Linked DNA regions of Homo sapiens: region 2 is linked to region 1. The links are chromatin contacts, found by Hi-C or POLR2A ChIA-PET in ENCODE. All regions are on one chromosome and are shown on one strand. The core of a region is the stretch at or near the end of the contact, and the rest is flanking DNA. Distances in the headings are between cores, read along the strand shown.

The links. A loop is a pair of places that touch in the nucleus more often than their neighbours do. ChIA-PET counts read pairs that join two places held with the same protein, here RNA polymerase II (POLR2A). Pooled maps may share reads with other maps.
Region 2: a loop to region 1 is called in a map of HCT116, with 4 times the contacts of the local background. The contact joins the enhancer-like site here to the promoter of LINC02688 in region 1. A Hi-C loop is called at or near these places in 4 of 168 maps with a recorded cell type or tissue (HCT116, HepG2, adrenal gland and 1 more) and 4 of 50 pooled maps. POLR2A ChIA-PET finds 5 or more read pairs at or near these places in 4 of 52 experiments (H1, PC-3, WTC11 and 1 more).

Annotation. Positions count from the first base shown.
Region 1 is chr11:1,048,331-1,051,579 of GRCh38, reverse strand. It overlaps LINC02688 (long intergenic non-protein coding RNA 2688), which reads right to left and starts at 1,700. Exons shown (of 4, transcript NR_160890.1): 1 at 1,618-1,700. LOC124902605 reads right to left here and starts at 1,888. Exons shown (of 4, transcript XM_047427955.1): 1 at 1,806-1,888; 2 at 1,618-1,701.
Region 2 is chr11:875,356-878,328 of GRCh38, reverse strand. The region is part of intron 10 of CHID1 (chitinase domain containing 1); the gene reads left to right. Among named protein-coding and RNA genes, the nearest start is that of CHID1, 34 kb to the left of the region's middle. Within about 2 kb of position 1,653, at least 3 of the 41 ENCODE cell types and tissues checked have a DNase peak (open chromatin) inside an H3K27ac peak, as active enhancers do.

The sequences.
Region 1 (3,249 bases), core at 451-2,950:
CTTGGGGACCCCCTTGGATCTTGCCAGCTCCCGAAATGCAGAGAGAGAGTCGGGCAGTGGGGCCAGGGCTACAGCCCCCATGTCTCCTCAACGTCTGCCTGGCTCTGTCTACCTCAGGGAACCAGGGCTCCTCATACCGGACCTGGCCTCTACCCGCCCAGGGCGCTTGGAGCAAAGACTGTGGTCCCAGGTTCCCCGACAGTGGAAGCTTCCCTGCCCAGCCCAAGCCGTCTGCAGCCAGACCAGAGGCTGGTGTGGCACCATGGAAGGTTCCGGAGGGCGAGAGCCGTGATGCTGTAGCCCGCCAGCAGGTGGCACCTGGCACCCGCACCACAGCCCGGAGGAGGGCTGGGCAAGGCGTGTGCTCAGGGCCGTGTGGCCCAGGTGTGTGCCTGCGTGTGCCTGCATGTTGGCAAGTCCGGTGCCCGGGTGGCTCTCAGGCATCTTGGGGAGAACAGTCAGCCCACAGCCGGGCCAGAGCCCTCTGGCCCCATTGATGGGAGGCTCTGGGACAGACAGCACTGAGAAGGGAGAGAAGCTGGGCAGGTGGGGCAGGTGGGGCCACCGGGCAGGCGTGAGGGTGACCCTGCCAAGTGGCACAGGGACGATCTGAGTCCTGCAGGGCCCGGCAGCGCCTGAATAATGGGAGAAGCTGTGTGAGCCGTGCACGGGCGGGACAGCAAGGCGGGCGGGCGTGGGTCCTGTACACACGGGTGTGGGTGTGGCTGAGCGACCACTCGCCCTCTCACATCCCCTGCAGTGAGCGTGGGGGCACTGGCCCCTCATTTCCCAGCCCCGCTGGGCCCACCTCCTGCCTGGCCCTCCCAGGGACTGACGTGTGGCCACCTACCCCTCGAACCGCAGGGGTTGCCTGTCCCCGCCTCTGTCCCTGCACCTCAGGCCCATCCCCGCCCTTGTCCCCGCACCTCGGGCCTGTCCCCGCCTTTGTCCCCGCAACTCAGACCTTTGGTGACACCTGTGGGCTCAGGCGCCACATGGGGCCCAGGACACTGGGGCCGCAGCACATCGGGGAGGGGAGGCTGCAGTCTGGGCCCAAGGGCATCCAGCCTCTCCACTCCCTCCCCGGTGACCTTGGGCAGGCTGCCCCCTCTCTGTGCCTGTTTCCTCATCTACGTGGGTACAGAACCCGTCTCCACCTGCAGTAAATCCAGTGATGGCGGGAGTGTCCCGCCAGCTGCACTCTAGGACCCGTTCGCTACAAGGATTGCACTGGGGGATGCCCTGTCCCCAGCTGGCCCGGCTCTGTCATGGCCTGGACCCTCCCTGCCTGGGCACGTCTGACCCAGAGAGAGGGAAGGCCACCAGGGCAACCCCAGAGGCCTGTCCAGCTCAGAGCCAGCCCCTCCTGCACCAGGGTCCCCTGAGATTCACCCTGACAGGCAGCAGGAAGGCAGGGTGCCTGGTGGCCTCCTTCCCCCAGGGATCTGGGGAGGGTCTGGGCTGGGCTCTTCTTTGACAGGCCGCCCGGGCCCCACCTCAGGCCTGGAGGAAAGTGGAGGGGTCCACACCGTGGCCGACCCTGGGACTGGAGACACATGGGCACCAGGACACGCGAGGCCCATGGGGGCCAGGGAAGTCCCCAGAATCCCCACTCACCACTCTGGGGTGGGAAGAGGCAGGGCCAGCCTGTCGACATGCATCTCCTGCTGTCCAGAGAATGCTCCCGACGTCCCCATTTTCCTACAGAAGAGGACATCCTTGCTGGGAAGCCGGTGGCTGCAGCCAGTCAATGGTGACTCCCAGAAGGTTCCAGGCCCCGCCCAGCCAGAACCCCAGAGCCAGACCTGGGGCCACAGGGCATGACGCAGCTCTGCCTATACAGGGACAGGCAGCTGCCCACGGCCATGGGCACAGGCTTTGAGGAAGCGACAAGGCTCTTGCACCAGCAGATTAAAATGCTGCCAAGCGGAAGAGTCTGTCAAAGCTCTCAAGGAGCAGCTGGTTCAGGGCCAGCAGGTGCTGGGGTGGTAGGGGGGCCCCTTGGCTGCTGTGACGGTGCCTGTCCCTGGCTCCCAGCCCGGGAGCCCCAGCAGTGCCTTGTACAGCCGGCCCAGACATGCAAAGGGCCAGAGCCCGGCACGCGGCAGTGTTGACTGTCATCATTGTTATTGCCATCATCATCATCATCATCATCATTGCTATTATTATATTATCATCAGGAAACTCACCTACATTCTGCAGGCTGTGGGTGAGGCCAAGGAGCAGAGGGCTGGGGGTTGATGTGGGCCGGCAAGGTCCAGGCCAGGAGGGTTCATCCCAGGGATGCCAAGACCCAGCAGAAGGTTAGCAGGGGAGGAGAGACCCTTACCCCAGGGTGACCCCACGGCGGGGGCTGCATGTGGGCACCAACTGGAGGCCTGCGGGAGGCAGGTGTGGCTCGGAGGCTCTTTGGCAAGGTGGGAGCCGGGGGTCCCTTAAGAAGTCCACCTTAAGAGGTCCTCCAGAGTGACCCAGGGAGAACCATTCTCCAACCCACCCACTCCTGGATCTCAGGCTCCCAGGACGCAGAGAGACTCTGAGCCATCTCCCGGGTTGTGCTGCTTGGTTATGGTGGCCCCAGGAAAGCGAATCAAGAGTTGCAGCAATGCTGCCCAGCCCCACGAGCAGGGAAACCAGAGCCAGGAGGTGGCGATAGGGACTGCGGGTGGGTGGACCGCGGGGCTGGGGTGTGTTCTCTTCCTGCTACTCTTCTACATTTTTCCAGGTTTTATTTAGTGACTATGTTCCACTCTGTATTAAAGTATCAAGATTCCATTTCATCAAGGACTAGCATTTTTAGCAAAGAGAGTAGCAGAGGCCAGGATTTAGCAACTAAAAAACTCCAGGAAATATGGGAAACAACATCTGTCAAGACGGTGGACATCAGGCGACGAAGAGAGTGGTCCCAGAGAGACAGCGGGTCCCTCCAACCTGGCTGCTATCCGGAAACGCCATGGCCTGAGCGGCATAAAAGCAACAGACACGCATCTCCACGGCTGCAGAGGACGGGACGTTCAAGATCCACACTCTGGCAGATTCGATGTCTGGTGAGGCCACTCCCTGGTTCACGGACGGCACCTTCCCACTGGGTCCCCTTCGCCTCTGGTAGAAGGGGTGGGAGAGCTCTCTGAGGTCTCTTTTTTTTTTTTTTCGAGACAGGGTCTCACTCTGTCACCCAGGCTGGAGTGCAGTAGCACAATCTCGGTTCACTGCAAGCTCACTTCCCAGGTTCGAGTGATTCTCCGCCTC
Region 2 (2,973 bases), core at 404-2,903, 170 kb after region 1:
GATTGTCCTGCCTCAGCCTCCCGAGTAGCTGGAACTACAGGCACGTGCCACCACACCCAGCTAATTTTTATATTTTTAGTAGAGACAGGGTTTTGCTATGTCGGCCAGGCTGGTCTCAAACTCCTGACCTCAAGTGATCCACCCGGCTCGGCTTCCCAAAGTGCTGGGATTACAGGCGTGAGCCTCTGCACCCAGACAGGAGTTTATTTCTTATAGAGGCTGAGAAGTCCAAGGCCCGTGGCCAGTTCTGTGAGAGCGTTCTTGCTGGTAGGGACTCCGAAGAGTCCGGAGGTGGTGCAGGGTGTCCGTGGTACAGGGTCTGAGCGAGCTGCCGCCTTCCCCTTCTTAGAAAGCCACAGTCCCATGCCCATGGTCACCCACTGGTCCATTAACCCACTAGTCCATGAATGGATTAATCCGTTCACCAGGGCGGAGCCCTCATGACCCAGTCACCTTCTAAAGGCCCCGCCTCCCCACAGTGCCGCCTTCTAAAGGCCCCGCCTCCCCACAGTGTCGCCTTCTAAAGGCCCCGCCTCCCCACAGTGCCGCCTTCTAAAGGCCCCGCCTCCCCACAGTGCCGCCTTCTAAAGGCCCCGCCTCCCCACAGTGCCACAGTGGGTATTACATTTCAGTGTGAATTTTGCAGAGAACATTCAAGACATCACACACTTCACCCTGTGGATTTTAGGGGAACAGCTCAGCCCATTACACCATCTGAGGGTGATGAGTTAGGGCTCACTCACTGCACAAGAGCCTGGGTCAGGTCACACAAGGCATCAGTGTGGCTTGGCGCAACAGCTCACACCTGTAATCCCAGCACTTTGTGGGGCTAAGGCAGGAGGATTGCTTGAGCCCAGGGGTTCGAGATCTTCTATGCAAAATAGAGAGACCCCATCATTACAAATAGTTTAAAAACAAATTAGCCGGTATGGTGGTGCACACCTGTGGTCCCAGCCACTCAGGAGGCTGAGGAATGCCTGAGCTGTGGAGGTGGAGACTGCACTGCACTCCAGTCTGGGCTCCAGAGCAAGACCCTGTCTCCAAAACAACCAAAGCCTTCAGCAGCTTCCCGTGGGCAGTTGCACCCACCCATGATTGTTCTGAGAATTGGCTAGGGGGTTTGGGGCCAAGGAATTCTGATTACAAAGGTGTGTATGTGAGCGTGTGGGGGTGTATGCCCTCAGGACCCCCCAGCTTTGCACAAGTTGGGGTCTGTGTGCACCCAGTCAGGAAAGAAAGGCACTGCTTCTGGGTCCTCACTCCCAGCTGAGAAGTCCCCTCATCTGCCCTCCTCGCCCACCCGAAGTGCCCTTGTTAATGACCTCTGGGCCTGAGTGGCACAGAGGAGGGGTGTGGGCACCTGGCAGGCTCCAGCCTGGATGCAGGACCACTGGAGGGGAGCAGGCCATAGGGAGATCTGGGTCTCAGGGGCCCCTAGAGTGCCCGTCCCCACGTCCCATCCTGGGTGGCCAGTAGCTCTTGCCCTGTCTGTCCCTGCCTAGAGACCTTGGCCAGGGCAGCGGCACAGATGCCAGCTCAGCAGGGCCACCTCCCGCAAGGCTGGAATAAATAAACGGCTGCCAAGACTCGCTCACACGTGCATCCTCACAGCTGCCGAGCCGGCCGAGAGAGTGCTGACGCTGCACAGCCATGGCTCCTGCCTCAAGGGTACAGCAGGGAGGGCACGCCCACTCTAGTCCAAGGAGGACACTGGCAAGGATCACAGGCAGAGGCAACCCTGCTGCTGGGAGTGTGATGCCTGACAGCCACCAGTGTCTTCCCTGGGTAGGTTCCTGGCTCTCAACTGTGCCAGAGTCCCGTCTACGAGTGGACGGCACTCCTGCCTCCGCCTGAATGTCTGCACGGTGGAGGGGCCGTGTTCGCAGCTCCTTGGAACATTCTTCCTGACCCTGGCTCTGCCCAGGTGGTGTCCAGCCCCTCCCTGAGCCCCGACCTCCCTCTCAGCTGCACTGTTCATCTGCACCCTGTGGTCCTGCCCTGGACAGGTGTCATCCACTCTGGACACCAAATCCAGCCCAAGGGCTCACTGCCTGCAACGTGCACAGGGTGAGATGGGCCACCCGTTGTGGGGTGTCCTGTGGGTCCTCCCTATCTGTTCTAGAAGCTGGGGCTCTTCTCCCTGGCCCTTTCTCGAGGCTTATCTGTCCTTGCACCTGTGCCGGCTCCTGCTGAGCTCTGGCGACATCAGCTCAGACGCCTCTCCTCACCCTCTGTTCTCGCCTTGTGTTGGCACCAGATGTCTGCTTTTCTAGCTGAAATCTCACTTATTAGCTGCGACCGCCCTAAAGAGCAGACAGCCCCCAGCCTCACATGCCCCCACACACCACGTGCACCGCCAAGCAATGCGGCGCCTGCCACCCACACCAGCCAGTCATCCAGTCCCAGCCTCCTCGCTCCTCCAGCCTATACTGTGTCCTCTGCAGAGTGGAGCCCATCGTTCCTTCATCCTGTCTGTCACCCGCCAGGGGACGTCTGGGAGGCCGGCAGCAGCAGGGATTGAATCTTAGGCACGTGGTCCTCATCACTGCCGTGGCGTCTTTTGCTGCCACGACTCGGTGGACCTAGGCGTTTTCCTCCTCTGTCTTGTGAATCTTTTACTGTGAGAATCTTCAAGCATAGAAGTGCATAGAATGGTGTGGCGAGCCCCTCATGGCCACCCCAGGACTTGACTCCCTCGGCCTCATGTGGCGCTAAGAGTTTCAGCAACCCCAGCCCCGATCCCCGGCCTCATGCTCACCGTGTTCTCCTAACACCCCAGCGCTCTCCGATAGCCAGTGACGAGGAGCCAGGTCTTCTCCACACCCGGGGCCCTCAGTGTCTACAGCTTGTGCCTCTGGGAGCCTTGGCTGACTAGCAGCAGCTCCTGAGCACATCCCCAATGGGGCCAGGTGCAGGGACTGGCTGGCATTACCTGCGGGCCCAGCCACGCCCGCCTCCCCGAGCGGGAGACGG